Regions from separate parts of the Homo sapiens genome. Here region 2 is linked to region 1. Evidence: read pairs that join two places in POLR2A ChIA-PET (ENCODE). Cell type or tissue: GM12878. All regions are shown on one strand. Each heading gives the region's core, and the rest is flanking DNA. Links, peaks and the distances in the headings are about the cores only. Region 1 overlaps GALNT16 (polypeptide N-acetylgalactosaminyltransferase 16). Region 2 overlaps SLC39A9 (solute carrier family 39 member 9).

The links. Peaks named below come from ENCODE experiments on the same cell type or tissue, not always from the same donor. Only the 100,000 strongest peaks of a DNase experiment are listed, where the experiment ranks them.
Region 2: POLR2A ChIA-PET joins it to region 1 with 11 read pairs; 3 of 35 experiments call an interaction of 5 or more read pairs at or near these places.

Annotation. Positions count from the first base shown.
Region 1 is chr14:69,345,703-69,361,933 of GRCh38, reverse strand. It overlaps GALNT16 (polypeptide N-acetylgalactosaminyltransferase 16), which reads right to left. Exons shown (of 15, transcript NM_001168368.2): 13 at 14,753-14,894; 14 at 13,932-14,057; 15 at 7,468-9,903. The coding sequence ends at 9,766. Among named protein-coding and RNA genes, the nearest start is that of ERH, 44 kb to the left of the region's middle. RefSeq lists enhancers at 908-987, 7,091-7,590, 7,621-7,720, 12,733-13,233. In GM12878, for the core only: no CTCF peak of the experiment used is centred there; DNase peaks (open chromatin) are centred at 3,244, 6,903 and 7,373; H3K4me3 peaks cover 764 bases; H3K27ac peaks cover 3,152 bases.
Region 2 is chr14:69,434,454-69,450,684 of GRCh38, reverse strand. It overlaps SLC39A9 (solute carrier family 39 member 9), which reads right to left. Exons shown (of 7, transcript NM_018375.5): 3 at 8,419-8,616. Among named protein-coding and RNA genes, the nearest start is that of PLEKHD1, 42 kb to the left of the region's middle. In GM12878, for the core only: no CTCF peak of the experiment used is centred there; a DNase peak (open chromatin) is centred at 8,504; H3K27ac peaks cover 1,224 bases.

The DNA of each region.
Region 1 (16,231 bases), core at 2,701-10,700:
CCAGGTTCAAGCATTTTTCCTGCCTCAGCCTCCTGAGGAGCTGGGATTATAGGCATGCGCCACCACACCTGGCTAATTATTGTTTTTTTAGTAGAGACGGAGTTTCGCCATCCATGCCAGGCTGGTCTTGAACTCCTGACCTCAGGTGATCCACCTGCCTCGGCCTCCCAAAGTGCTGGGATTACAGGTGTGAGCCACCGCACTGGGCCCCCTGTGACTTTAGGTGCTTTAGCCTCTCATCCTGTTTCTACATCTGCAAAATGATGATTGTGGAACCAACGTTGGCTCATCCTACCTCCATTCTAAGAATCAGCCATGTAAGGATACGGGATGTGGGGACAAAAGCTCTCAGCCTGTTAGAGCTTTGCACAGGGCCTCAGTGTCCTCAAGTGCAACATGGGGATAACAGTACAAACATGTCAGTGTTCTATGAATATACAGACTGATGGGTGAAAGGCAATAAGGAGCAGCAAGGAGCATGGACCCTGGATCAGACTTCATGATTTTAAATCCTGGCCCTCCATCCTGCCAGCTGGGTAATCTTGGGCAGATATGTTAACTTCTCTGGGCTTTGATATCTAGTTTGTAAATGGGGTGGTATTGAAAATACCTACCTGATAGAGTTGTAAAGATCAAAGAAGATAAAATGTGTGTCTCAGTGTTTGGTCAGTGACTGACAGGACCAGTTATAAATGTCATTGAATGGAGTACTCATAGAAAGGGCTTTGCCATGTAACTCACGGTAAAATGTATGCCTGTCCTGCAGGCTGGAGGATGCAGCACTGATTCCTTGATTAATAGATCTTCTGAGGCAGAAGCTCTTCTAGAATGAAGTCAACCATATGTGGCTGGTATTGGGGAAGAAACTCATAAATCATGCAAAGCGAGGCTGGCATGTGGCAGCTGGTTCAGTGGCAACCCTCAGCCCAGCCCAGTGCCCACTCTCCCTCCGCCTCAGAGTGATCCATCACTGCCCAGAGCTCTGTGGCAGGCAGCTTGCTTAGCAGGGGCAGGGCCCGCAGCACCCAGCTCTCTGAGCCTTCTGCACCACGTGGTGACACGTGGCCCCGTCAGGGGACCAGAACCCATCTCAGTCACCAGAACAGTGGCTCTCAAACCTGAGCATGCATCAGAATCCCCAAGAGGCTTGTTAAACTCAGAGGGCTGGCCCCACCCCCAGAGTTTCTGATTCAGTAGGTCTGAGTGGGGCCCAAGGGTTTGCATTTCTTCATTTCTTTTCTTTTCTTTTTTCTTTCCTTTTTTTTCTTCTATTCTTCTCTCCTCTCCTCTCTTCTCTTTTCTTCTCCTTCTTCTTCTTCTTTTTTTTTTAGACAGTCTCACTCTGTCTCCCAGGCTCAGCTCACTGCAACCTCCACCTCCTGGGTTCAAGGGATTCTCCTGCCTCGGCCTCCCAGATAGCTGGGACTACAGGCACTGGGCATCATGCCCAGCTCATTTTTGTATTTTTAGTAGAGATGTGGTTTCACCATGTTGGCCAGGCTGGTCTCGAACTCCTGGCCTCAAGTGATCCACCTGTCTCAGTCTCCTAATCGGCCTCTTCTTTTTTTTTTTTTCTTTTTGAGATAGGGTCTCGCTCTGTTGCCCAGGCTGGAAGTGCAGTGCTGCAATCATAACTCACTGCAGCCTCAACCTCCTGGGATCAAGTGATCCTCCCGCCTCAGCCTTCTGAGTAGCTGGGACTACAGGCATGCACCACCACACCTGGCTAATTTTTAAATTTATAGTATAGATGAGGTCTCACTATTTTGCCCAGGCTGGTTTCAAACTCCTGAGTTCAAGTGGTCCTCCTACCTTAGCCTCCCAAAGTGCTGGGATTCTAGGCAGGAATCGCTGTGCCTGGCCAAGAGTTTGCATTTCTTTTTTTCTTTATTTTATTTTATTTTATTTTTGAGACAGAGTCCCACTCCGTCGCCAGGCTGGAGTGCAATGACACAATCTCGGCTCACTGCAACCTCTGCCTCCTGGGTTCAAGTGATTCTCCTGCCTCAGCCTCCCGAGTAGCTGGGACTACAGGCGTGTGCCACCCGCCTGGATAATTTTTTGTATTTTTAGTAGAGATGGGGTTTCACCACATTAGCCAGGATGGTCTCGATCTCCTGACCTTGTGATTGCCCACCGCGGCCTCCCAAAGTGCTGGAATTCCAGGCGTGAGCCACCGCGTCTGGCCCAGAGTTTACATTTCTAATAAGTTCCCAGCTGAAGGGGCTGGTCTGTGGGACCATTGACACATGCTCCTGTGAGAGTGAGTTTAAACCTAGCTGTTTATCCTTGGGCAAATTTCTTCTCTCAACTGAGCCTCCCCTCCTCATCCATAAAGTGAGTGTATGAGAACCTACCTCATTGGAGTGCATATGGTAGCCTTACTAAGATTCTGGGTACCCAGAAAGTGCTCAATCTGTGTCAGTCCTCAGCATCACCAACACATTGCTGTTGAGACAACTAATGAATAGGGAGGGTGGAGTTGTGGCAACATCAAACTTGTAAGAAGTGAGACGAAAAATGGACAAGTGTATATTGCGTGCTTTCTATGTGCAGTGTACTAATTCCTAAATGCCAAAATGCTTTATCATTAAAAGACAAAGCAAAACAAAAACAAACCCAGTTAGAATGCTTTATCTTTAATTAATTCATTCAGCAAACAAACATTTGCTGTAAGTCTGAGAAGCAGGTTCTGTGCTGTAGCAGTGGGAGGTATGAAGCTGGAGCAGGCGTGGTTCCTGTCAGCAAGGAGCTACAATCTAACAGAAAAAAGAGGACAAGACTAGAGAAGACAGGAACACACCATAGCGTATGGAGGAAGGTGATGACAGGCTGGGAAGGAACGCTCAGCACCCTGAAGAAGCAAGCTGGAGAGGTACTTTTCAGACAGGTGGGGGATCAGGAAGGGTTTCCTTGCAGAAGCAGCACTTGTCTGGGAAAATGGGTAGCATTTAACTCATGGAGTTAACAAAGTATGGGGCAGAAGAAACAGCAAAAGCACAAACAAGAGAAAGCAGAAAGCAACTTCGCACTACACGACTCAGGTCACTTTGGCTGATTGTAGGGTGAGGAAGAGAGAGTGGAAGCCGAGGTTGGCCTGGCTGTCTGCCATCAGGCATTGGATAGTTGTAACCATCGGTGGTTCATGGGGCTCCTCTGAGAGCATTCCACCGTCTTTGTGGGGCAGGTGTTCAGTATACCACTGTGGGCTTGATGATGGGTGTGATGATGACGCACCGGTGTGAGAGCTTGCATGTTCTAGGAGGGGGAACCCCCCGGAGCTCTAAGCACTGCCAAAGCCAGCTCACCTTCCCAGCATCCTTCAGAAGGAGAAGTCAGTCCCAAGCCCCCACCTGATGGCTGCAGAACCAAGGCCACACCGCACACCCAAGAGAAAGCTCCCAGTGCCACTCTGCTGCTCCACCTGCTGCCCCCACAACTTACTGTGACCTGATTTAACCTTAGCATCCCCCACACTCCCACCCCCAGGGAGGCCAAGGCTCTGGAAGGCAGAGTCATCCTGGGCGAGGGGCAGCCCCTGCCCTTGTGGGCAGAGAAACCTGGAGCTCTGCAGCTGCCTGACAGGGTTGTGGGAACTGCAGTCCACCCACGGGGAGAGGAGCAAGCCTCCTGCCATGCTGAGAGCCATCTCTGACTCAAACTGTGGGGAGGGGCCCAGACAGAGACCCCATCGAGGTGGCCCTAGAGCAACTGTCTCCAGAGACTCTTACCTCCTGGTTCTCCTGCCAGAGAGTCCCCCAGACTCTCCTGCCATCCCTAGTTTCCCATCCAACTGAGGGTCTCCCAGCTGGGGACTCTCCACCACTGCTGGGCTCAGACCTCCGGGTCCAAGATGTGGTCCCTACATTCTTCTGGCTCCTGGGGAAGTACAGTAAGGAGTACAAGGGTAGCCTTCTTTCCCCCTGGCTTCTCCCTCTTGTAGTGAGTCCAGTGCTGAGTGTCAGGGTACTCAATCCAGGGCCCAGCTCATTCTGATTCTCTCCTGCACAGCTTCCCCTCTCTGGGCCTCCAGCTCTCCTTCCTGGTGCATGGGACTTAAATGTGCAAACGCATCACTTGGACCACTCAATACAAACACAGGAATTCTAAGCCTCCCCGTCTGGGTCAGACCCAGGAGCATACAGGTCTACAATCCCTCCAGGGATACTGAGCAGGTTATCTGGACCACATCTTAAGAGACACATATTTGAAAGACAAATTGTTGAAAGACCGGCTTTGTTTTCAGATGGCTTGAGGGGATCAGAAGCAACCTGAGAGCCAGGCAAAAACAAGTCTTTCCTGGAACGCCTCCACCATGAGTATCCCTTCTCTCCAGAGAAGGATCACTAATTCCCGTACCAACTAGACCCACCTTCCCGAAGGAAGAATACCGAGCCCTGGAGGAATGGTCCCTAGCTCAAGAAGCACAGGCTGTGTCTGTTGGGGTTGAAATGGCTCCCACAGCTTCCTTCTAGAATTCTCCTGTTGTAACAGGCTGGTCTACGTCACCACAATGCTGCCTGCAGGGTAAAAAGCCCAGGCCACCCAGCAAGGTACCAGCTGAATTGCCATCTCTGCTAGTGTGGCCAGTGGACTTCACCAGACCTTATCCAGTCCAACCTTTATCCAGCCTGAGGCAGGCATTGCCTGGAATGTCATTTCAAGCTGTCCTGGAAGCATCATCTTCTGGAGAGAGAGCACCAACTCACTGACGCTCTGGGTGAGAGCTCCCTCTCCTTGCTCCCATAGCTCCTGCCTTCCCCTGTAGCTTTTATCATGTGGTATCACAGTTGCTGCTGATTGGTCCATCTCCTCTGCTAGAATATTTGTTCTCGAGGGCAGGGACCGTTTCTGTCTTGTTTACATTTGTGTCATCACCCCTAGCAAAGTGTTTGGCATGTAGCAGGCACTCAGAAAATGTTTATTAATAATAGTAATGACATATTGATTAAGCATTTGGAAAGGGCCAGATGCTTTGCGATCAGGCTTCACAAAAAAATCCTTTACGGCTATGAGTACCCCATTTAACAGGTAAAGAAATCAAGGCTGAGAGATGAAATAACTTATTCAAGAGCTCAGTCAGGCGCAGTGGCTCACGCCTGTAATCCCAGCACTTTGGGAGGCCGAGGCGGGTGGATCACGAGGTCAGGAGATGGAGACCATCCTGGGTAACACGGTGAAACCCTGTCTCTACTAAAAATACAAAAAAAATTAGCTGGGCATGGTGGTGGGCGCCTGTAGTCCCAGCTACTCGGGAGGCTGAGGCAGGAGAATGGCGTGAACCCAGGAGGCAGAGCTTGCAGTAAGTGGAGATCATGCCACTGCTCTCCAGCCTGGGTGACAGAGCAACACTCTGTCTCAAAAAAAAAAAAAAAAAAAGAGCTCACAGCTGGCAAATGGCAGAGTAGTGAGGGATCCAGCTGAATGGGTATTTTTTGAAGTTGATTTGAATTTTTATTTATAGAGATAGGGTCTCGCTATGTTGCCCAGGCTGGTCTCGAACTCCCCTGGGTTCAAAGGACCCTCCCAATTCAGCCTCCTGAATATTTGGGATTACAGGTGTGAGCCACTGCGCCTGGCTTGAATGGGTCTTAAAGACCCAAGAGTCCGCACCCCTAGTACACTCTTCTCCACGCTTCACAGGGCTGAATTAAGCAGGAGAAATTGTCCTCAGATGGCTCTGGAGCCTCAGTCCAGGTCGGCTACTCAGACAGCCCAGCTGCAAGCCCAGGAGAGTAGGCCCTCCCCTGATCCATCTCCAGGTCTTTCCTAAGTGCCTGGCAGTGAAGACCTCTTCCCATTAGAGAAGCTGGCTGGGTTGCCCCCTCCTTCTGGAGGAGCACTGACTCAGACCATCACAGGGACACACAAATACCAAACACACTGAGAACATTGTTGGCAATGAAATTACAGACGTTATAAATGCCAGCCTTTCCCTTCCAGGTTTCCTTTCCTGTTCCCTGGTGGGAGAAGGACCACACCCCATGCAGTGCTGGGAGACATCCCCCGCAGGCCTTGGGGTGCTGGAACCCTGGGACGACAGTCATATTGTCCAGGTTATTTCTCCCAACTGCAGATGGAGACAGCCTTCCTGAGGGGCCAGGGGGAACAGCCCTTGTAAAAACTGAAGCCAAGTCACAGAGGCCCAGGGATCCTCAGGAACAGCTCCCTGCTGTACAAATGGGAGTCTGGCCCTGGTGCAGAAGTCCCTTCTGCTGCCCTGCCCATAGGCTTTCGGGGGACTCTCCTGCCAGTGACGTAACTGTTAATACCCAGCCTGGGGCTTTTGCTGATTCCTCCAGGGCCTGGCTAAAGGCTGACAGCCTTATCTCCTAGGGAAAAAACTGGGTGGCACAGAAAATGGGCTTTGGGAGAGGTAGGTTTGGAGGAGAGCAAGCAAGAGGAGAGAGCCTGACTCAGGAGAAGCAAGCACCAGAGCCCTCCAAGGCTGAGGGTGAAAATAGATGGAGAGTGGAAATGGGGCTCAGCGCGCCAGGAGGGAGCCCTGAGTAGGCGGTGGGTGGTGGGCTGTGCTCCCTGAGAGGACGGAGGGGTGGATGGGGGAATGGAGGCTGCAGCCAAGGTCTTTTACAGTGACTTGCTCCTAAGCCCAGACCAAGCTGGACATTGTAGCCAAGGTGTATTCTCTGCAGCCAGCTAGGGCTTTGCTCCAGGCTCCTCAGGCCCAGGGGTCAGAAGTTCTGGGTAACTCCAGATCAGCAGCCCCACGGCAAAGTGGGGCTGAGGGCAGAAATGGTTGCGTCCAGGAGAGGCTAGTGGTGTGCTGGCCTGCCAGCTGCAGTTCATATGTATGTTGAAGCAGCGTTTATTTTTACCTGGGTAGGTTCAGCTTCTGATCACAGACATGGTGGGGGTTTTCCATTGGTTTCCATGGGAACATTAGGCAGAGCATCTGCTACCCAATCAAGCAAAGCTGGTCTGGTAAGACTCTTTTCAGAATTATTTTGCTGTTTTTACCCAGGAAGTATGTCCTGCCTGAATTTGTACCACTGCCTTCTTGTGTGGTAGAGCAGGGGAGGGCAGCTCCGAGGGGACAGGCCTGGCTCACAGGGAAGGAGAGAGGGCTGGCTAAAGGCAAGCACGGCGGCAGGGCAATACCTATTTGGAGAAGCAATTTGCTTTCCATTTCTAAGCCCCAAGTAGAATCCCATAATGAGGCCACAGGAGCCTGGGCTCCACCTGACCTGTGCTGATTCCTGGTTTTGGTCCAAGGCCTGCCCTTGCAGTAGGGCCACCTGTTGGCCCCCACCAGAGCAGTCAGGAGTTCCTGGGGCACCACAGGGCATGGAGGCCGACGAGCAAGCTACCAGGTGCAGGACAGGGCTAGACTTGAGCATGTTCAGTTTCACTTTTACAGAAAGGAGGCCCGGACTTTCCCCACGAGGCGGGGGAGGGTGTGCTGAAGGGCTAGGCCTGGAGGCAGAAAGGAAGGCGCTGGTGCATGTGGACATGTAAGAAGTGGTTTTATTCCAGGTGTGTGTTTCATAAAGACGAGGTCCTCAAGGACAGCTAGTGGCACATGCTTTGGTCAAGAAGAGGAAAAGCAAAAACAGAACAGGGCTGCGTTGCCACAAAGGACCGGCTGATAAGTGCAGAGCCTGATCTGACCACAGCAAAGGACAGAGAGACCCTCTTGAAGGCCCTCTGGTCAGCAGTCCTCTTACATTCAACAGGCGCAGCCCCGGCTCCCCAGCCCCAAAGGTCCATGCCCGAGTGTGGCCCAGGCCTTCTAGTCCATCCTCTGGGGAGAGGCCTTTGCCCTGGGCCCAGTTCTGTCCTAAGCTGTGGCAGGAGGCTTCCCAGATGAACAGGGGATCTGAGGCTGCACCTGGCTGCGGAAGAAACATCACGACAGAGGACAGGCAAAGCATGGCCCTGGGAGCGAAGGGGCCTGCGCTGGCAAGTCCAGAGGGGTGCACTTGGGCACGGGAGTGCTGCCGAGAGGACGCTGGTGAGAGTCAGGAGGCGAAACTGCTGGAGAGCCCTCCAGAGCAGGTGCTGCGGACCACAGACACTTGGCTGCTGACCCCAAGGGCCGTGTGGAGGGAGCAGGCGATGGCAGTTTGAGCACGCCAGGGAGGAAGATTAGGGGGTGGCAGCTTGGGCAGACAGTGGCTTCAATCCAGAGCAGAGGTTCAGGCCCTTTGGGGATCAGGGACCTCTTTTAGAAGCCATGGACTTTTTCCCCAGGAAAATGCATGTATGCACACACATGCAGTATTTTAGGGACAATTTCAAGAGATTCCTAGACCCTCTAGAATCCATGAACTCTATGGGTATGTGGATCCTTGGCCTATGAAAGACAGGGGGCTCCTGTGGTAGGTATATCTGCCCCAGGCTGGTCTGCTTTGTAGGGGAGACCCCCAGGGTCCTGGTACCAACAGTCATTTGCCCAAGAGCCAGTGGGGTGAGGAAGCAGGGTGTGGGGATAGCAGGAGCAGTTCCAAGACAAGGCCGTGGGGTAGATGTGTGGATGTGTTCTCAGCGGCTGTGAAAAGGAACTGGGAGTTCTCTTCACAAACAGGAGCCACAGCCAGCCTCCCAGCACAGTGCAATAGCTGACCCTTCAAGAAAATCCCTCCTGTAGTAGGGAGGGGAATAAGGGTGAGGTTGAGCCCTAATGACTTAGGGGCTCCTGTAGCGGGGAGGGGAATAAGGGTGAGGTTGAACCCTAATGACTTAGGGGCTGTTCTTGGTCCAGAAGGGAAGTTCCCTTCTTTCCAACCACCCATGATGCTGTATTGACAGAGGCAAAAACCTTTGAGAAAGCAGGAGTCAAAAATGACAAATGAGGCTGGGACTACTCAGGGATGTGTGTGGCTACCCGTCCTTTCAGTGGGTCCTGGCGGCAGGGACAGGGCACTAGCTGTTCATTAATGCCCGAGAGAGAGGTCTCAGCCTGACACATGGCCAAATAGAAGTGGAGTCTGTTTAATAAACTACGCCCGAATCTTCCCCTAAAGATCCCTCTGCAGCCTCTTGCTAAGAATGTGGGCACCCACAGGCACAGGACCGGAAGAGGCAGCGTCGGGCTCAGACCCTGGGGCTGGTAAAGTGTGGAAGGGACTGTGTCCTGGGTAAGAGACCTTGTTCTTTTGGTGCTTTGCTGCTCTTCTATCCATGTTCATTTGCAAATTACCCATCCTTTGCTGCCAAGACACCATCCGTCCCCACCCAACCCAGTGCCACCCTGGGCTTGGCATCTCTGACAGGTCACCGGGCTTCTCACCTCCTTCCTGTTCTTCAGCTACCCCTGCAGGCTGCCCCTCTCCCCTTCCCTCTTCCCAGCCTTCAGCCTCTCCATCCATGCTGCCCAATTTCCCCTGGCCCTGCCTGCCTGCACAGCTGGGCCTCATGACCCAAAAGACCCCTGTGTGGGCTTCTGTCCTTGCTTTCTCCGGGCAACAAGGGAGAGACCACACACTATTGTCCCAGCCCCAAGAAGCGCCAAGGGAGAGGACAAAGGGCCAGGGGCACCTACTCAGTCTCTACCCAGCAACAGTCCAGCACCCTGACCATCTCCTCTCCCGGGGCAAGGCCAGGACAGCACTGAGGGCATCGGGGCGTGCCCGCCTGCGCCCTCCTAGAACAAGCTTTGGAGAACGTGTGTCATGGTGGGTATTTGCTGATGGTCCTGGCAGAAATGTGAGGAGATGGGAACAGCCCACTTTGCACTCCCCCACCCTAACCCCCTTCCGGTCCCGAAGTCTCATGCAAAAGGTACAGGAGGCCCCAGGGCTACCGTCATGTGTGTGGCAACAGCTGCCACTGCTGGGCCTGGGCGTCAGCCTGACACTTGCTGGTCACCAGCTGGGCAGGCTTTGTCTCCAGGCAGAGGCCACTGACTGAATGCTGGATGAAAGATCCTTTTCTCCTCCATTTCTAGGAGGAACAGAGATGGGTTAGAAGAGGAAGGAGAAAACAATGATTTAAAAAAATAATGTTGTACTTTCATTCCACATGTATGCACACAGCCCTTGTATATAACTAGGACACATCCCCCTCCTCCTTTCTTTTTAGGCATGACCTTGTTCTTACAGTGGTGCTACCACAGCTCACTGCAGCCTCGAACTCCTGAGTTCAAGCAATCCTCTTGCCTCAGCCTCTGAGTAGCTAGGACTACACCTGCATGCCACCACGCCCAGCTAATTTTTAAATTTTTTGCAGAGACTGGGTCTTGCTATGTTGCCCAGGCTGGTCTAGCTAGAACGTCTCACCTCAAGTGATCCACCTGTCTTGGCCTTCCAAAGCACTGGGATTACAGGCATGAGCTACCATGCCCAGTCATGCCCCTCATTTAAATCAGGCTGTGTGTTCCTATGTAAGAGGCTGCCCCCATCCTGCCTCTAACACCAGCTTTAAGCCCTGCCCTTCCCAGCAGGGCTCTTGCTTTTCTGTAGTTTGCAGAAGTTCCTGTCCAGATCAGAGGAGGAGGCAAAGCAGAAGTCCCCTGTGTTTATTTACAATTTAGCTTGGTTGCCACGTGCAAATCTGCATTTCCAGCTTCTATGTAGTTATTGGACCCAGTTTCTTACATGGCATCAGTTGCTGGGGCTGAGGATTTGCCCTCTGCCTTAGATGGGGCTCTTGTTCTGCAGGTCACCATAGTTCCTGCCTGGTCCCGACTTTTCTCCTATTGGGGTTTTCCCACCAGCTCCCTGTAGGCACTTGAGCTTGTCAGTCCTGGCCTAGGTAAATCTTTTATTTCTGTAAACAAGATTTATTCTTCCTAAGCTTCTGACCTGTGAGGCCAGTAATCTACACCCCCTAGTGGGAAGCTGCCTTCTTTGTAGGGATGAAGTGTGGGGCCAGCAGGGTGGTGGGAGACTGGAGGTCTCGCATCACAGAGTCATGCAGGGGCTCCTGGTCAGTGCCTTCACCTCCTGGTGCCTCCCCGACCCCGGGTTTGACAAGGGGGAGAAGAGTTGCTCCTGTAGAACATTACGGAAGTGCCTGGGTGGAGGATGGAGTGTTGCTTGGAACATTTATGAGAAGGGATGAGAGGCAGAGACCCAGGTTTCAAGGCTCAGGGAAGAATAATAGTAAGATAGGTCTAGTTTGGGTTTCTCTCCTATTTGCCTCCCATTGCAACCACCTCCCCTCTTCCATCTTCTCTCATTCACCGTGTCTTCGATTAGAGGCAGGAGTGCTTGTGACCATGTGGAGGAAGCCCAGAGGGCTCTGAGGGCAGTTGGTGGACAGGGAGCAGCTGAGGGGAGAGAGATGAGCCCACCCAGCTGCAGGGATAGGGCTAGGGCTGCGGGGGGATGTGCACACAGGGTGGAAGGCAGGGGCGGAGCCTGGGCTCCCAGTGGGAATGCAAGGACGTGATGGGTAGGGCTGAGACCCAGCCTCTCTGGGCCCACATGGCCCCCGCAGAGAGCCTAAAGGTCAAGGGCCTTTGGATCCCCCCTCCTGTTTCTTCATGCTCTTCTAGTCCTTGACATTTACCTCATGTAGGCCAAACCTCCAGCAATGCCCAGCTGGAGAGAGTATGGCCATCCTCACCCCAGGGAGTCGTGGTGCTTGGAGCTACCTCAGCATCTAGCCTTCTGTAATATAGTGTCTTACTCCCTTCTTTCTCTTCCACTAAAGTGCAAATTCCCTGGGGGTCAAGGACCATGTCCGTTCATCCTTGTGGCCAACATGATCTGTACATTCTCTGGCACAAGGTAGGCACCCAGTGACATTTTGTTTGTTTGAGACTGAGTCTCGCTCTGTCACCCAGGCAGGAGTGCAGTGACACGATCTCGGCTCACTGCTACCTCTGCCTCCCGGGTTCAAGCGATTCTCCTGTCTCAGCCTCCTGAGTAGCTGGGATTACAGACGCGCGCCACCACGCCCGGCTAATTTTTGTGTTTTTAGTAGAGACGGGGTTTCACCATTTTGGTCAGGCTGGTCTCGAACTCCTGACCTCATGATCCACCCATCTCAGCCTCCCAAAGTGCTGGGATTACAGGCATGAGCCACTGCACCCAGCCGTCATTTTGTTTTAAGATGAACGAATGACTGAATCACCCAATCATTAGGAAGTGCTCCCCAAACAGCGGGATTCTCACTTCTTATCAGTGCTATTAGGCACAATCTCAGGGCTTCTTGACTCTCCAGGCCACTCAATTCTGGGCTTGTCTGAGAAACAATGTCACATCACCCACTGTCCCATCTCCACATCTTGGTTCTTGCGGATTCCTTGTGAGGTAAGCAGGGGAGGGAGCCCCTTATTTTATAAGTGAGGAGACTGAGTGAAGGGAGGGGGAGGGAAGACTGAGCTGGGGCCTGCTGACTCCATCACACCAGGTCTGAGGCACAGGAGCCTCTCGGATACAGGAAACCCAGCTAGCCTTGGAAATAGGACCAGCAGGGGACCAAGAAGGACGGCCCGGATTCCAGAAGGCATTGGCAGTGGGATAGCTGGCTCATCCTGTCCTCCTGGGAGAAGAGGGGCACAGGCACCCAGAATGCCATCGGGAGCCTGGCAGGACTTGCAGGGGCAGAATGAATGGGGCCAAGGAGATACCTACACACCCCGTAGGCTGGGTCAGCACAAAGGGGGAAATGTGTGATTCAGCCCCAGAGGGGCAATTGAGTGGAGGCTTTGCTCGGAGATAATTCCTCAGTGGGAGGGGGTGGGCGTGGGCTCAAGGATTTGCCCTCAGAGAGGTGGGTGCTCTAGGTGCAGGAGACACTGCACCAGCCCCACTGCAGGGCAGGGCCGAGGGTGGGCTGCATCCCCCCACCATCCAAAAGCGCTTAAAGTGTCCCACAGGTCCAGCAAGTGGGCTGGGCACACAGATCCCTCAGACACACACAGGCCGGAGGGAGAGGCTGTGGCTGCTTTCCAGAATGGCACAGCAAACTGCTGTTCATCCTTTAAAAAACGTGCTGACCCAAGCAAAGAAAAAGGGGTAGGAGGAAAACCATGCAGGCCAAATCAGAGACCCAGGCACCCTCCTCACTGCTTGCACCGACTGAGGCAGGCTAGCCAGTGGCAGGCACAGGGAGGGCTTCTGAGGAGGGTGAGCAGGGGAAGTGCTGGAGCAGCCTCTGGGCCTTGGGTCCCATTCCCTGGGTGGTGAGGGAGCCCTCCAAGACAGGAAGGGAGTAGCACAGAAGAGAGCTGGCTGGATTCTGGAAATCCACTGTCACTGGTTGCTGTGTACCCTGAGCAAGTGACTCCACCTCTCTGTGCATCACTTTCTTCCTTGACCCTGACCTGTCTCCCAGGATTAGTGGTGACAGTGTGGGTGAGAGTGTCGGATCAATGGAAAAAGCAGTGCTCACGTGAGGCTGGTCATGCCAGCTTGGACATCACTGTGTCTGGAGCTCAGTTTCCCTAGTCTGCCAACAGTCAAGAAATACTTATTGAACATCTACTATGTGCTGGGTTAAGACTGTGGGCCTAGAAGTCACTGACCTGGGTTTGAATCCCAGCTCCACCCCTTCTCAGCTGTGTGATCTGACATATATTCTTTAGATTCAGCGAGCCTCAGCTTACTCACTTATAAAATGGAGGTAGTACTAGAACCCACGTCACTGGGTGGCTGGGAGGATTAGATGAGATGATCTATTTCAAACTTCTAGCACAGACTGTCAGTAAAAGCTAACACTTATTTGAACTGTGGTGGTTGTCAGGAGCTAGGGATACAGTGTTAACAAGACAAGTGGTCCCTGCCTTCATGGAGCTCACAGCCTGGCAGGATGGCATTAAACAAATAATTACCCAAAGAAGTATTTCCTCATGGGCAGAATAATTGGCTTGACCTAGATGTAGACTTTGCTCCCCCTCCCCACAGATCCTCGCTCTGAAGGGCTTATTTGAGTCAATCAGGGGCTCTCCTGCCAAGGTCTGCCACCCTGAGGCATGGCCCCTCGGGCTGCTGGGCCTCTGGGCCAGAGGCAAGGAGACTCACCTGCTTGCCTTCTCTAGGGTTGCACATCTGCAGTATGACTGGGGATCCAGGGGAGGACATTAAGGTGGAGGTGGCAGCCAGGCACTTCCCCTGCTGCTGGATGAGGTGGTCACTGAACAGCCATGCCTGCAAGGCAGGGAGCAGAAAGGCCAAGTCAAAAAGTACAGCGATGGGTGGAGAGATGGGTAGATAGGGGATAAAGCAAAAACACGGCATATTTTTGTAAGATTTCTACAAATAATTGTAGGAGCTAGGGTAGATGTATGGGTATTCACTGCATAATTCTTACTATTTTTCTATATGTTTGAATTTTTTGGTAATAAAATGCTGGGGTGGGGGAGCTTAGCTGGAGCTGGCCAGAGGGCAGTCAGGGCTGTGCCAAGAGACTGTGGGGGATGAGAGAGAATGACAAGACATGGAACCAAGGCAGCTGAGAGCTGGTCCTCACTGGAGTCTCCATGACCTGCTTTAGTTTCGATGTGGGTGCAACACTCATATGTTGCACCCATGTGCGCACAGGAGTCTTGGACATTGCCTGTCACATGAGCCGACCCCAGCTGGATCTCAGGAGACAACTGGGCACTATCTGGGCAGCTCTTCTCCCTCGGCAAGAACAAAGCAGGTGGTGCACACAGGATACCCAAGTGACAGGCTGGAAAGGGGATATGAATGTGTAGGAGCAGGGTCTAGGGGCCCCTGGCAAAGTGGGTTTGTGTAAGATGTAGACAGAGGAGGAGAATGAGTAGGGGGAAGTCCCTCACCCCACTCCTGGACAATGCCTCCAGCTCTCTCCCACTCCCATTCCTACCCGAGGTCCTTACCTGGGCGGGCTGCGGGTTCTTGGCAGACCCTCTGCAGATCCCCATTCCAAGCAGGAAGTCACCAGCTGTGTTCTGGCCCTGAGATTCTAAGCAGTTCACCCCCTGCTTAATGATGCCGGGGAGTGCTTCCTTCACGGGGACCCTGAGAGAAAAGGCAGCAGTCAGGCTTGTGCTTTCCCCCCCAAGGCTTACCTACACCCTCTGCCAGACGTCAGCATCCTATCAGCTCTGGGAGCGCCGAGGTCTCCGTGGGAAGGGGCCCGGGAGCAGCCTGGCCAGCAGGGGGAGGTGAGGAGCAGGAGTGGCCTCTGGGAAGACTGGGCCTCGGCCCCAGGGGTTCTTCCAAGTGGCTCTGGGACCCTCTGCCCTGGAGGCTGGGCCTGAGACATAGAGGATGGGGGAGCCATGGGCGGAGCTCAGGCTGGAAAAACAGAGCCCCTCAGTCCAGAAAGAGGAAAGCCTCAGGAGAGCCTGGGGCCAAAATGCATGCTCAATAATCAATCCCAAAATGACAGGGAAGGGAGCGCTTTGAAGAGGCAAATTAAACACAAATATGAAAATGTGTTTAATCTCAGTAATGATTAAAGAACTACGTATCAGAGTCACCAATGTTTATTTACCATGTATGTACATTTGTACACACACACACTTAATTTAATGACAATGCCCAGTGTCGGCAACAGCTGTGGGACTGAATCTTCTCACACCTTCCTGGTGAGAGCATAGATTAGCACAGCTTCTCAGGAGGGCAGTGTGCTATTGTGTCTCAAAGCCCTTAAAAATGCACACATCTTTGACCAATATTGCCCCTTGTAGGAACATATCCTACAAAAATAATTATAAATGTTGTAAAAGACATTCATCTCAGAGTGGTTGATTATATTGAAAACACCAGAAATTTCTAGATATCTAACAACAGGAGCTGGGCTAAATAAATTCGGATTCATCCATACGATAGAAAACCCTGTAGCCATTAAAAATGACTTATGGCTGGGCATGGTAGCCCACACCTGTAATCCCAGCATTTTGGAAGGCCAAAGCAGGAGGATCACTTGAGACCAGGAGTTCGAGACCAGCCTGGGCAACACAGAAAGACCCCATCTCTACAAAAATTAAAAAAAAAAAAATTATCCAGGCACAGTGGCACATGCCTATAGTCCCACGTACTTGGGAGGCTAAGGTTGGAGGATCACTTGAGCCCAGGTAGTTGAGGCTGCAGTGAGCCATAATGCCACCACTGCATGTCAGTCTAGGCTTCAGAGTGAGACCCTGTCTCAAAGTAAATAAATAAAATAAAATTTTAAAAAATGACTCTGTGAAATGATACTTGCTAGTATGGAAAAATGTTCACAGCACACTATTAAGTAAAACAGGCAAGTTTTAAAATATTATATTATTAAAACACTTTATATGCCCAGGAAAATATGCTTATACACACATACAGACACACACACACACACACACACACACACACACACT
Region 2 (16,231 bases), core at 4,008-12,007, 87 kb before region 1:
CATCTCAGCCACCTGAGTAGCTGTGATTACAGGCAAGTGCCACTATGCCTGGCTAATTTTTAAAGTACTTTTTTGTAGAGATGGGTCTTGCTGTGTTGTCCAGGCTGGTCTCAAACTCCTGACCTCAAGCCATCTTCCCACTTTGGCCTCCCAAAGTGCTGGGATTACAGGCGTGCACCATTGTGACTGGCCTGACAATCACCATATATATCTTTAGAATCAGGTTTTTTTTAAAAAATCATTCGTTAAATGGAAATTTCTTTCAACTTACTGAGGAGGAAAAATTTTATTTCACATATTTAACATGTTTACATTTACATACATGTTTCAAAACACATAGAAGTGAAGTGGCCATTTCATCATTTTCCAAATTTCTCTTTGGCAGATCAAGGATTCTGAGAAAGTAGAATGGTATGGAAGAAAGATACCCTGGGAGAAGGCTAGCTTTGCCCCAGCTCGGTCCTCTTCCTTCCTTTCTTCCTTTTTTTTTTATTTTGAGATGGAATCTTGCATGGTCACCCGGGCTGGAGCGCAGTGGCGTGATCTTGGCTCACTGAAACCTCTGTCTCCCAGGTTCAAGCGATTCTTGTTGCCTCAGCCTACCAAGTAGCTGAGATTACAGGTGCCCGCCACTGCGCCCAGCTAATTTTTTTGTATTTTTAGTAGAGACGGGGTTTCACTATGTTGGCCAGGCTGGTCTCGAACCCCTGACCTCATGATTCACCCGCCTCGGCCTCCCAAAGTGCTGGGATTACAGGTGTGAGCCACCGTGCCCAGCCCCCTTCCTTTCTTGCATAAGCAAACACTCACACATGTGTATACACACACACACACACACAGAGCAGGATGTCAGAGGGAAACTAGAGCCACTTGCCCCTTCCCAGGATCAGAGAACACAGAAAAGGTCATTACTTTCTGCAGCTACTCTCTGTTCTTGAACTCACAACACTGTCCTGACCATGAATAAGGTCAGGTAGGAGAAATTTACAACTCCCTGAACTATAGGTTCACAAGTGTGAAATTCGACCATCCTTGTTTCTTTTTCTCTCTCTTTTTTTAAGACACAGGGTCTTCCTCTGTCACTCAGGCTGAAGTACAGTAGCACAATCATAGCTTACTGCAGTCTCGAATTCCTGGGCTCAAGCAATCCTCCCATCTCAGCCTCCCAAGTAACTGGGATTACAGGCACATGCCACCATGCCCAGCTAATTTTTAAGATTTTTGTAGAGACGGCGTCTCGCTTTGTTGCCTAGGCTGGTCTCAAACTCCTGGGCTGAAGCAATCTTCCCGTCTTGGCCTCCCAAATCGCTTGGGATTACAGGCGTGAGTCACCATGCTCAGCCTACGTTAAATTGAAACTGACAAGAATCACAAGAAAAATGTCTTGGAGCCCAGTGTGGCCAACTGTGTGATACAGCCAGAGTCCAATACCACCCAACAGTGCTTCTCATTTGCTGTTTGGAGTAAGGCACAATAAAACCATTTATTCTTACATCAACTTTCCAAGATAAGATTTTATTAAAAAATATAACTCTATGGAAAAAAATTTAACACATAGTAAATACAAGGAGATTAAAAACCGTTCTAGACCAAAATTATTTTGTTTTGTTTTAAGCTTACTCCCATAATTTTTTTAAACTCTAATTTGGAAATAATTTTAAACCTTCAGTAAAGTTGCAAGAATAGTAAAAAAAAATTCATACATCCTTTTCTCAGATGGACCAATATATTGATTAACATTTTGCCTCATTTGCTTCATCATTTATACTCACGCTCTCTGTACACACACACATTCTTTTTCTCTAACATTTAAAAGTAAGTTGCACACATCAATAACCCTTTATCCCCAGATGCTTCAATGTGTATTTTCTAAGAGAAAAGATATTTTCTTACATCATCACAGTACAGTTATCAACACTGACACTTTTTCTAATTTTCTTGCATATTGTAATTTTGTCAACTGCTCAATAAAGTACTTACTTCAGGGCATGTTTCCTTTCCAGGAAGGATCCAGTCTAGAATCACACATTTCACTTACTTGTAACTCTTTAGTCTCCTTTAATCTGGAACATTTCCTCTCGCTTTGACTTTTATGACATTGCCATTTTTGGATAATATATTCTCCTCCTTTCTTGTTTTTTTAGTAATAAAAACTTTTGTGTGTATGTCCTTAAGACTACGGGTTCTTGGATGAAATGTTATAATGGTGATGATGCTTCTCCGGGTATCACATCTAGAGGTGCAGGATGTACATCTGCTGCTCACTGGTGGTGTTAATTCTGAATTATATCCTGGACATTGCCAACATTATCTCATGGATAGTCAGATTTTGTTATATTCCTCCAAAGAGTGACTTTTTTGTTTGTTTTGCTTTAAGTAGCTTGGTTGGATTAAAACTGCAAAATGTCTTTTGGGTTGCTGCTCAATTTTCAGTTTAATTTTTTTTTGTGCTTTTTTTTTTTTTTTTTTTGAGACAGAGTCTCACTTTGTTGCCCAGGCTGGAGTGCAGTGGCGTGACCTCGGCTCACTGCAAGCTCCGCCTCCCATGTTCACGCCATTCTCCTGCCTCAGCCTCCCGAGTAGCTGGGACTACAGACGCCCGCCAACACGCCTGGCTAATTTTTTTGTATTTTTAGTAGAGACGAGGTTTCACCGTGTTAGCCAGGATGGTCTCGATCTCCTGGCCTTGTGATCCACCTGCCTCGGCCTCCCAAAGTGCTGGGATTACAAGCCTGAGTGACTGTGCCCCATCACTTTTTTTTTTTTTTTTTGGAGACAGGGCCTCCCTCTGTTGCCCAGGCTAGAATACAGTGGCACAATATTGGCTCACTGTAACCTCCCTGTCCTGGTCTCAAGCTACCCTCCCACCTCAGTCTCCTAAGTAGCTGGGAGTACAAGCGCAGGTCACCACGACCAGCTAATTTTTGTATTTTTTTGTAGAAAAAAGGTTTTGACATGTTGCCCAGGCTGGTCTCAAACTTCTGGGCTCAAGCCATCCACCCACCTTGGCCTCCCAAAGTCCTGGGATTACAGGCATGAGCCACTGCATCCAGCCCAGTTTAGTTCATAATTATCTTCAGCTGAGCTACCTGGAGTCTGCCAAGCATGGTTCAGGGTCAGCTGGAGACCGAGGCAGTTCATATACAGAATTTGGGGCTGAGTTTCTCTTCGTTCTAGGATTCTCCCTTATTTTCAGTGCTGTAACCACTGAAACTCCTGAACTCTGTCCTCTGGTTCTTCAGTCCAGAAAGACTGAGTTTTCTATCAGAGTTTTAGCTGTCCCACAGGGGGCTGACTACTGAAAGCAGTAAAAATAGGAAATGCACCCTGTTCTAAGTGTTGACTCCCTTCCAGAATTTGCTTGCTTTGGGTTGCTCTCCACTGGTTTTTTGAATTCTGTCCAGCATTTTTAGTTACCTGTAAGGAGGCTGATCTGAGAGCTTACTTGGTCATATCAAAAGCAGAATGCTTGTGACCTTAATTTTGACTATCCGATCAAGGTATCATCTGATTTCTTCATTTAGTTACTTCTTTCCCCTTGAAGCCAATAAGGAAATAAAAATTTGCCCCCTACATTTAACATTCATTGATGATGCGTGCCTGAGCCAACCTTTAAGGAGGGTTGCAAAAATGAGTATTTTTCCAACTCCAGCACTCTTTCTACATTTAATAATTGGAGCATTCTACTATAAGCAAGTGCTCTCTCTCTCTCTCTCGCTCTCTCTCTCTCTCTCTCTATATATATATATATATATCACAGATGGGCTCATGGATTCCCATTTTTTTTTCTTTTTCTTTTTTTTTTTTTTTTGAGACAGAGTTTAGTTCTTGTCTCCCAGGCTGGAGTGCAATGGCACAATCTTGGCTCACTGCAACCTCTGCCTCCTGGGTTCAAGCAATTCTCCTGTCTCAGCTTCCCCAGTAGCTGGGATTACAGGCGTGTGCCACCATACCTGGCTAATTTTTGTATTTTTAGTAGAGATGGGGTTTCACCATGTTGGCCAGGCTGGTCTTGAACTCCTGACCTCAGGTGATGCACCCGCCTAGGCCTCCCAAAGTGCTGGGATTACAGGTGTGAGCCACCGCGCCCAGCCAGATTCCCATTTTTTGAATGGTTTATGCTTTATTACTGTTCTTAATTATGTTGGTGCTCAACTTATCCCACATGTGGCCAGTGGGAACCCTTTTAAGAGGGTTCCTATATCCTATGACATGCTCCCATCTTCTTCCTTCCTTCTGTTTTTTTCAGTTCTAGATGTTCCAAGCTCACTTGTACTTACCCTGCCCCTGTCCTGGAATCAGCCCTGAGTCTTCTCTGAAAGGCCCTGGCTTGCTCATGCTAGTGGGATGTCTTTATTTCTAGGCCCCATCTTCAGACAGAGCTAGGACATATATATATATATATGTATATATAAATATATATACAAAACCAAATACATTTAGAAATCCCGAGTCCAATACTTCCAATTCCAATAAGTCCCTATAGGGGTTCTTTCTTGCCTTCCTCCACTCCATACTTGTGTGTTCCTTCTTCCACACTTAGAACCCTGACTCCACCAACATCAACATGACCCATTGACTCAATCCTATAAAACATCTAAAGCAGCTTCAGAACTGTTTTGCCCATTCCATTACAAACAACAACAACAACAACAACAACAACGAGTTCAGTATTTGTTTATGGTTTTCTCCCAACTCTACCCAAGACTAAACATATGTAGTCAAATACTACATTCATAATTTACTTGAATTAGTTTTTGTTAAATCCCTTCAGTGTGATTGTATTATTCACTTGAAATACAATTCATCTGTTTCAGTTAGCGCTCCCATCCATATTGGTTTCATTCTATTTTTTGAATATGTAGAACATTAACATGTTTCCAAAAGTCAGAATTATACCAAAAAGGCATGCTCAGGGGAATATCATGTGCTCCCAAAACCCTTTTGCCCTCTCAACTCCTCCACCTCACCCCATGCAGTTAATAAATGTCTTTTGTTTTCTAGCCAGTTCTTCTTCTGTTTCTTTTTTGTAAAGGTAAGTAGATACACTTGACCACTGCACTGAACAATGTGGATGTTGGAGTGTTGACCCCCTACACAGTCAAAAATCCACATACAACTTTTCACTCCCCAAAAACTTAACCACTAATAGCCTACTGTTGATCAGAAGTCTTAATGATAACAAAGTCGATTAACACGTATTTTATTTGTTATATGTATTAATACTGTATTTTTACAAAAAAGTAAGCTAGGTAAAAGAAAATGTTATTTAAAAATCATAAGAAAGAGAAAATATATTTACTATTAAGTGGAAGTGGATCATCATAAAGGTTTTCATCCTCATCATCTTCACATTGAGTAGGCTGAGGAGGATGAGGAGGAAGAGGAGGGGTTGGTCTTGCTGTCTCAGGGGTGGCAGAGGTAGAAGAGGTGAAGGAGGTGGAAGGGGGGCAGGAGAGGCAGCCACACTCAGTGTAACTTTTATTGAAAGAAAATCCATGTATAAATGGACTCACACAGTTCAAACTCATATTGTTCAAAGGTCAACTGTATGTTTTTCTTATTTCCCCTTCTTTCTTACATAAAACATAGTATATGCTAGATGATCATTACATTTTTTGCTTTTTTTTTTCCATTTAACAATACCTCCTGGAAATCTCTCCCTATCAGTTCACAGATACCTGAATCTTTATTCTTTTATTATTATTTTTTTTAGAGCGACAGGGTTTCGCATTGTCTCCCAGGCTGGAGTGCAGTTATGCGATCATAGCTCACTGCAGCCTTGAACTCCAGTTTCAAGTAATCATCCTACCTCAGCCTCTCAAAATGCTGGGATTAAAGGGGTGAGCCACTGCGCTCTGCCTGAATCTTTATTCTTTTCTACAGCTACATAGTACTCCATTATGTGTACATACCATAGTTCATTCAGCCAATCTCCATGACTGAACATTTAAGTATTTTCCAATGATAAATAATGCTGCATTGAATAATCTTGTGCATATGTATTTTCATATTGGAGCTGTATTTGAGTAAATCCCTAGAAGTGGGATTTCAAAGGGTAAACATATATGTAGTTTTGTAAGATACTGCCAAATTCCTCTCCATGGGCATTGTACCATTTTGCATTGCCACCCCAATATATGAGTGCCTATTCTATCACAGCTTTGCCAATCGGGTGTATTGTTAAGCTTCTGAATTTTTGCCTGACAGGTAAGAAACGGTATCTCAGCATAGCTTTGACTTGTATTCAAGTGAAATTGAACATCTTTTCATAAGTTTAAGGGCCATTTTAATATCTTATTGCGATTATCTGTTCATGTCTTTTGTCTGCTTTTCTGCAGATTTTTCTGTCGACCAAAGATTCTTAGCCTGGGGTCTATAGAGGTGAGTACAGGTAGAATTCAGGGGATGTCTGTGACTTTAACTTGAAAAAAATGCGTTTTTATTTTTACTAACCTCTGAAATTTAGCATTTCCTTTGTCTTTATTTTTTTTGAGATGGGATCTTGTTCTCTTGCTCAGGCTGAACTGGAGTGCAGTGGTGTGATCGTGGCTCAATGTAGTCTCAACCTTCTGGGCTCAAGTGATCTTACCACCTAAGCCTCCTGAGTAGCTGCGACTACAGGCATGCCTCATCATGCTTGGGTAATTTATTTTTTTTTCGTAGAGATGGGGTCTCACCATGTCTCCCAGGCTGATCTTGAACTCCTGGTCTCAAGTGAACCTTCCCCCTCAGCCTCTCAAAGTGCTGGGATTACAGGCATGAGCCACCACGCTTGGCCACATTTCCTTTATTTTTATTATCATTATTATTTTTGAGACAGGGTCTCACTTTGTCACCCAGGCTGGAGTGCAGTGGCGTGATCTCAGCTCACTGCAGCCTCAACCTCCTGGGCTCAAGCGTTCCTCCCGCCTCAGTCCCCCAGTAGCAGGGACTCCAGGTGCGTACCACTATGCTCAGCTAATTATTGTATTTTTTGTAGAGATGGAGTTTTGCCATGTTGCCCAGGCTGGTCTCAAACTCCTGAACTCAAAAGGATCCGCCCATCTTGGCCTCCCAAAGTGCTAGGATTACAGGTGAGTCATGGTGACTGCCCCCTCATTTCCTTTAATTATGAATGCAGACAATAAACCACAAGTAATATCAGCACTATCTTTACTGCCAGTAGAAATCAGACTAATCAGGTTATTTTACAGTTGTAGATTATCTTTAAATTATCGCTTTCACTCATCACTACTTTAAATTAAGGACTTATAGAACTGCTGCCATACTGCATGATTACAGCTTTCCTGTCTGCAGATGCTCATGTGATGGAGCTGGGCAACTATCAAGTAGCTCTGCATCTAACAGTCACTCAGCCACCAAACAGTGATAGTCACAAGGCTCTCCCATTGGGGACCAAGATACTTATGCTGCTTTCCAATATTTCCTATCTGCAAAATTCCCTGCTGACATATCTGAAAAAATATGTCTACACATCAATCCCTGGAGAAGTTTTATAACTCTCAAATTTATTTCTATCACCACAGGATCGAAGTGTATCATGTATCAGAATCCTTTTTTATTAATATAAATCGTATGAAAAATGTTGACCTAGCCAAAGATAAATTCATTGATCTTAAAACAAAACAGTTACTATGACTGGAGTCAAATTTGAAAAGTCTTGGGGAATTCTAGTTGTCCTTTAGAGAAGCTTATGATTCCTTAAAAAGCAAGCTACAAATGTGTTTAGGTACATTTGTAAGAAAATACCTTTGTAAATCAAGATTTTCTACACCAATAACCATCAAAACAAAAACCCAAAATCAACTAGATGTTTAACTTGACATACATGTTGCCTTGTTACAGACTACCTCATAATTTAATGTTCTTAAGCCAAGCATATTATTATGTAATAGCTAGCATACTAATGTCCTAGAAAATAAAATTCAACTCTAACTTGTTTAGGATTTAAATGTATTATCTCATTATTTAATGCACTGATAAAGACATACATTACTATATCACAAATTTGTTCTGATGTTTTAGTAACTGTATTTCAACAAAGGTGGTTTTCTCTTTGATCTTATGTACTATGTTTTATACATTTAAAAACAATATTCCAATAAAAGGTCCACAGTCTTTAGACTGCCTAAGGGCTCCACAGCAAAAAACTAAGTTAAGAACTTCTGCCCTAGACTCTCAACCAAATGTGACAACTTTAAGACAAGCAAAGTAATAAACCAATAAACACTTCTTTGCGCCACATGCCACAACTCACTAGCTCTCCCCACTTAGTTAAATGTTCACTAGAACCCAAGGAAGACAAGAGTTTTAGCACTAAATATGGCCACTGATACAGACTGAAATATTTGATCGTTTGTAACTTTCTCAACTGCAAATGTATTGCACTGCCCAGAAAGCCTTGGAGCCACTCACCGTCAGTAGAATGCACATGGGAGTTACCAATCTGGTCCACCAGCAACATGAAAACGAAGCCCAGAACGAGGGAAACACCAATATAGGCATGCAGCTGTGTGTGGTCGTGGCTGTGCTCATGTTCATGGACAACTGATTTTTCTGCTGCTTTGTCTGATGCAATCACATTATGTGTTTCACTTGCTTGGTGGTGTTTTCCTAGAGCAGAATAAACCATAAAGAGAAAATATGTTTTTCCCCTAAAAACATTTTCATGTAGGAGTTTCCATTCTTTGTATTTCAAGCTCTACTTACTTTACTGTAAAGACATCCACTTTTTATATTGTAATCCAGCCAATCATTAACTCCTTCAACTTAAAGTTCATGATGAAAAAATTCCCAAATGTCTTCTGCCTTTGGCATGCAGACCTTCTGACTGCCTATTATTCTCAACACCTGGGAAGTGGAAGCAAATCACCATGCAAGAAAGCAATCATATTCCCAAAGGGACACCATCCCCAAATATTCCTTTATCTGAGAAATTCATGCCAATCTCACCAGAAAATACACTGTTTTTTTCTGATGAAAATAGGCAAATGAAGAGCAGTAACAATGAAAATAATTGCAATCAAATTCATCTAGTTTATACCTAGGCTGAGATAAAAATGTAAAATAAGGAACAAATTGAGTAGAAAATTTTTAGCTTTATAAAATATCAGCAGACAATTGCCAGCAAGAAACCAAAAGGGCAGAGCAGTTTAAGAGGCACATCCTTCAGTCTAAATTCAGTTCTAGAAATATGGAGGTTGGGAGACTCTGAACTGCAGTAAATGATACCTGGCCAGCTGATAATCCCAGTTTACAGTAACATATTTGTCATTTAAAACATAAATGCTTCAAAAGGCCAAAAAGCTTATCTTTGCTATATTTCATGAATAGAGAATAACATACTAGACATTTATCATTTATAATCAGATTAAGCAGTTTAAGCCTTCTTTAAAAATTGAGACAAGGTCTCATCTTTCACCCAGGCTGGAGTACAGCAGTGGTGCAATTATGGCTCACTGCACCCTCGACCTCCCGGGCTCAAGCAATCCTCCTACCTCAGCCTCCCAAGTAACTGGGAAACCACAGGCAAGTACCACCATAACCAGCTAATTTGAAAATTTTTTTGTAGAAATGTGGTCTCCCTATGTTGCCTAGGCTGGTCTTGAAATCTGGGGCTCAGGTGATCCTCCCACCTTGACCTCCCAAAGTGGTGGATTACAAGTATGAGCCACTGTGTCCAGCCTAGAGATCCTGTCTCTTAAAAACAAAACAAAACAGGCCAGGTGCAATGGCTCATGCCTGTAATCGTAGTACTTTGGGAGGCCAAGGGGGGCAGATCACGAGGCCAGGAGATCAAGGCCAACATGGTGAATCCCCGTCTCTACTAAAAATACAAAAACTAGCTGGGCACGGTGGCGCGTGCCTGTAATCCCAGCTACTCAGGAGGCTGAGGCAGGAGAATCGCTTGAACCAGGGAGTCGGAGGTTGCAGTGAGCCGAGATCACGCCACTGCCTTCCAGCCTGGCAACAGAGGGAGACTCTGTCTCAAAAAAACAAAACAAAACAAAACAGTTTCACAAAATAATATCCAACCTTACAACAGTTACAATGTACTCTTCTGTTTCTTTCTCTGTCTCTCTCTCTTTCTTTCTTTTTGAGACAGGTATGGCCCTTTCACCCAGACTAGACTACAGTGGTGCAATCTCAGCTTACAGTAACCTCCATTTCCTGGACTGAAGTCATCCTCCTACCTCAGTCCCCCAAGAATCTGGACTACAGATGTGAGCTACCAAGTCCTGCTAATTTTTATATTGTTTTTGTGGAGATGTAGTTTTGCCATGTTGCCCAGGCTGGTCTCAAACTCCTGAGCTCAAGTGATCCGCCCACCTTGACCTCCCAAAGTGCTGGGGTTACAGGCTTGAGCCACCGTGCCTGACACTATTCTTATGTTTTTGAGACAGAGTCTCACTCTGTACCCAGGTTGGAGTGCAGTGGCATGATATCGGCTCACTGCAACCCTGTGCCTCCAGGGTTCAAGTGGTTCTCATGCTTCAGCCTCCCGAGTAGCTGGGTTTACAGGTGTACTACATGGTGAGTTCTTGCAAGATCTGATGGTTTTTAAGGGGCCCTTCCCCTCTTCATTTAGCACTTCTCCTTCCCGCGGCCTTGTGAAGAAGGTGCCTTGCTTCCCCTTTGCTTTCCGCCACGATTGTAAGTTTCCTGAGGCCTCCCCAGCCATGCTGAACTGTGAGTCAACTAAACCTCTTTAATTGACCTTTATAAATTACCCCGGCTTCAGGGCCTTTTGTGGTTACATATGAATTTTAGGATCGTTCTATTAAGGTTTATTTGGCTTACAGTTCTGCAGGCTGTCCAAGAAGCACGAATCTGAGGATCTCAGGAAGCTTCCAATCATTGCAGAAGGGGAAGAGGAGTCAGTATTTCACAAGACGAGAGAGGGGAGGGGTGCCATGCTCTTTTAAACAACCAGTTCTCTTGTTAAATTATAGAGGGAGAACTCACTCATCAGCAAGGGGATAGCACCAATATGTGCATGACGGATCCACCCTCATGACCCAAACACCTCCCACCAGGCCCCGCCTCCAACACTGGGATCAAGTTTCAACACTAGATGTGGAGGGGACAAATATCCAAACCATAGCAAATGCCACTGGAATTATGATAGGGGTTGCATTAAATCTGTAGATCACTTTGGGTACTACGGATATTTTAACAATATTAATTCTTCCAATTCATGAACACAGAATACCTTACTTATATTTTCTCCAATTTTTTAAATCAATGTTTTATAGTTTTCAGCATATAGATCTTTTACCTCCTTGGTTAAATTTATGCCCAAGTATTTTATTTTATTTTATTTTCTGATGCTATTATTATTTTTTTAAAAATTATACTTTAAGTTCTAGGGTACATGTGCGCAACGTGTAGGTTTGTTACATATGTATACATGTGCCATGTTGGTGTGCTGCACCCATTAACTCCTCATTTACATTAGGTATATCTCCTAATGCTTTCCCTCCCCCTCTGATGCTATTATGAATGAAATTGTTTTCATAGTTTCTTTTTCAAATAGTTCATTGTTAGTGTATAAAAATGCAACTGATATTTGTATGCTGATTTTGTATCCTGCAACTTAACTGCATTTGTTTATTAGTTCTAATTTTTTTGTGTGTGGAATCCTTAGGTATTTCTATGCATAAGATCATCTCACCTGAAAACAGAGACAACTTTACTTCTTCCTTTCCAATGTGAATGCCTTCTATCTTTTTTGTCTGCCTGACTGTTCTGGCTAGGGCCCCCTATATTTTATTTAATGTAGAGTAAAGTGACAGAAAAAGCCACAGTTAATCATACCTCTATAAAGAATCTGATACATGGCATTCTTACAGAACTGATAAAAATGAGTGGGATAATCTACATTGAGCCATGGCTGACAATAGCAGTTTTGACAATACATCACATTTATATTTTCATCTTTGACCCAATAGTCTACCTTCCTAAACATACCAATTCTAACAGTCCAAAGAATTTTGAGATGTTTTCAAATTTTGGCTGCACAGTAAAGTGCTGCATTACCCAACAATCTTTGAAGTTCTTAAAACTTGTTTCTATAGACAGTTTTTTTTTACGTGAAAGCTGATAATCATCTAATTCCAGTGATTTTAGAGCTATAATTACAGAAGAGTAAGAGGTTCCTTTTTACATTAATTAGTATTTAATAATGCTTATTAAAGCATCAGAGCACTTAGTTAACATGATATACTGAGTTCTGAAAACAATGTATTATAATTATAAGGTCCACAGAAGAACGAAACCATAGGCTGTAGTAACATGTATACAAACGTCTTTCTTGAAGTACGAAGAAAAGTTGTTTTGGTCTACAATAAAGAAAGAGGGGGGTCAGGCGCGGTGGCTCATGCCTGTAATCCCAGCACTTTGGGCGGCCAAGGCAGGTGGATCACCTAAGGTCAGTTGTTCAAGACCAGCCTGGCCAACATGGTGAAACCCCGTCTCTGCTAAAATACAAAAATTAGCTATGCCTAGTGGCAGGTGCCTGTAATCCCAACTACTAGGGAGGCTGAGGCAGGAGAATCACTTCAACCCAGGAGGCGGTGGTTGCAGTGAGCCGAGATGGTGTCACTGCACTCCAGCCTGGGTGACAAGAGCAAAACTCTGTCTCAAAAAAAAAAAAAAGGGTAAGGGAAGAGGGTAAGAAAAGAGAGAGTAAAGCAGCAAAAACAAAATTACAATGATATGTCTAAACTCATCAGTATGAAGAAAGATGTAAAAAATCTGGAGACAGCTTAGCTGAAAGGTAATATCATGGTTAAGTTACTTCACAGATTTTTTTGAGTTACTCTTCCCAGCACTTTGGGAGGTTGAGGCAGGTGGATCACGAGGTCAGGAGTTCAAGACCAGCCTGGCCAAGATGGTGAAACCCATCTCTATTAAAAATACAAAAATTAGCTGGGCATGATGGCAGGCACCTATAATCCCAGTTACTTGGGAGGCTGAGGCAGAGAACTGCTTGAACCCGGGAGGTGGAGGGTGCAATGAGCTGAGATGGTGCCACTGCACTCCAGCCTGGGCGACAGAGTGAGACTCCGTCTCAAAAAAAAAAAAACAAACAAAAAAACTTCTTTAACAGAGGTATTAACATTTTACATTTTAAAAGGAATGTTGGAGACATCTGATGCTGGCCATGTTACAGTAAGAGCATTTTGACGTCAATCACCCACTGATTACAACAAAAACTGGACAAAACACACCAAAAAACAACTACTTCAGGACTACAAAAAGTAAACAACAGCAAGTGAAGGCAAGGCAGCAAAAACTTCTAGAAAAACCCTGTCTTTCCGGCCAAAGGACCAGGAAAAGAGGTTGCTAAGAGGTAGTGAAGTACAGGAAAGTCTCCCCTTTTTTTCTCTACCTCCTCTTTTTTCTTTCCTGGTCCTGCCTTTAAGGCAGCCCCAGTTGCAGAACTGCATGGTGGCAACAAAGGCAGTTAAAACCCCATCTTTCTGGCCAGAGCAAATAGAAAAAGGGATCCCAGGCCGGGCGCGGTGGCTCACGCTTGTAATCCCAGCACTTTGGGAGGCCGAGGCAGGTGGATCATGAGGTCAGAAGATCAAGACCATCCTGGCTAACATGGTGAAACCCCGTCTCTACTAAAAATACAAAAAATTAGCCGGGTGTGGTGGCAGGCACCTGTAGTCCCAGCTACTCGGGAGGCTGAGGCAGGAGAATGGCATGAACCCGGGAGGCGGAGCTAGCAAGGGATCCCAGTGGTCTGAAGTGTATGGGGGAAACCTGGTTATGCTGTTCTGCCTTTTCTGCTGTTACTTTCTTTTGATAGAAGCCCAAGTCACATGGAACTATGTGGTGGCAACACATGTAGTGTTGCATGCAGCCACAGCTCTATAGAGAAACCTTGTCTTTCTTGACAGAGGACCAGGAAAATGGGGTCTGTTTGCAAAACAATGTGGAAGGAACACTGGAGAGGAAAGAGCTGAGAGAGGGGTTCTTTAATCCTATGTATAAACGGCACAAGTCCCAGGCTCACCCCTGAACTCAGTATACACAGGACATAGCCAAAGCAGCATTGTAAAGGCTTTGAAAACTCAGCTAAAATGAGAACCATCATCCAAAAAACAAAAAACAAAAACAAAACAGAACTTTTAGGCTGAATCTAAATAGGTTAACTTCCTGCTAAAACAAAAGAAATAAACATTCTCCAGAGATTTTGACGGGACTCAGATTCTCAAGTTATCATATTCAAAATGTCCAGCATACAACCAAAAGTTATTTGACATACAAAGAAACAGGAAATTTTGACCAATTACCGAGGGAAAAGACAATCAACCCAACCCACAGATCACTCAGATACTGGAACATTCAAAGACTTACTTAAAGCAGCTACTCTAACTATGTTCTCTAAGCTAAAAATAACATACTTTTGGAAAAATAATTTTTAAAAAATAGAGACAGGGTCTTGCTATGTTGCCCAGGCTGGTCTGGAACTCCTATACTCAAGTGATCCTCCCCCACCTGAGCTTCCCAAAGTGCTGGGATTACAGGCGTGAGCCACTGCGCCTGGCCGAAAGGTAAAAATTCCTCAAATAAATGAACATCCTCAGCAGAGAAACAGACACTTATAAAAAGAAACGAACTGGAAATTTTAGAACTGAAAAATATAATATCTAAAGTAGTAAATTCACTGGATGAGATCAATAATAGACTGGAAATGGCTGGGCACAGTGGCTCACGCCTATAATCCCAGCACTTTTGGAGGCCAAGGCAGGTGGATCACCTGAGGTCAGGAGTTCCAGACCAGCCTGGGCAACATGGTGAAATCCTGTCTCTACTAAAAATGCAAAAATAAGCCAGGCGTGGTGGCACACCCCTGTAATCTCAGCTACTTGTGAGGCTGAAGCAGGAGAATCGCTTGAACCCGGGAGGCAGAGGTTGCAGCAAACCCAGATCACACCACTGCACTCCAGCCTGGGCAAAAGAGCAAGACCCTGTCTCAAAAAAAAAAGAAAATAGTAGACTGGAAAGGACAGAGGAAAGAATCAGGGAATCTGGCTACAATGGCCGAGGTAAGAAGTACAAATTAAGATCACGTGGCTCACAAAGTCTAAAATATTTACTATCTGATGCTTTACAGAAAAAGTTTGCTAATCTCTCGTCTAAACACATCAATTAGAAGACAGAGGTTGTCAAACTAGAGTTTAAAAAAAATGATACAACTATATGCCATCTGTAAGAAGTCCACTTTAAATGAATGGCACTGGCTAAAAATAAAAGGATAGAAGGGAAAGATATAACCATGGAAACACTGATCAAGAGAAAACTGAATGGTTATATTAAAATTAGATGAAGTAGACTTGTGAACAAGAAATATTACCAGGAATAAAGAGGGATATTGCACAATGATTAAAAAGGTCAATTCACCATGGCATAGCACTCCTAAACATGTAGGTACCTAACCAAAGAGCTTCAACATACATAAAGCAAAAGCTAATAGAAATGAAGAGAAACAGATAAATCCACAATCATATTTGAAGACTTCAATACTCCTGTCTTAGTAATAGAAGCAGAAAATCAGCAAAGATATAGAAGACCAAACAACTTGACTTGAAATTTACAGAACAAGAGAATGTACATTCTTTTCAAGTGTGCATGGAACGTTCCACAAGATAAACCATATTCTGGACCATTAAAAAAGCATTTACAAATCTGTAAGTTTTCAAATCATACTAAGTATATTTTCTTACCATAATAAAGTTAAACTAGAAATCAGTAACAGAAAGAATCGGGGGCAAAACCAAGCAACCAACCAAATTTTAAAAACCACCACTCAAAAATTTGCAAATTAAATCACACAATTCTAAGTAACACACGGGTAAAAGAGGAAGTTGCATGAAAAATTAGAAAATATTTTGAACTAAATAAAGATAAAAATATAGCACACTAAAATTTTGAGATGCAAATAAAGCAGTGCTTAGAAAGAAATTTATAGCATTAAATTCTTTTTTCTTTTTTCAGGGAGGGTCTTGTTCTTTCACCCAGCCTAGAGTGCAGCGGCATAATCATGGCATGGCTCACTGCAGCCTCAGCCTCCTGGTGTGTGTGTCACTGCGCCCACCTAATTTTTCTGTAGTCACTGCGCCCACCTAATTTTTCAAATTTTTTTGTAAATACAGGGTCTTCATATGTAGCTCAGGTTAATCTCAAACTCCTGGTCTGAAGTTATCCAGCTGCC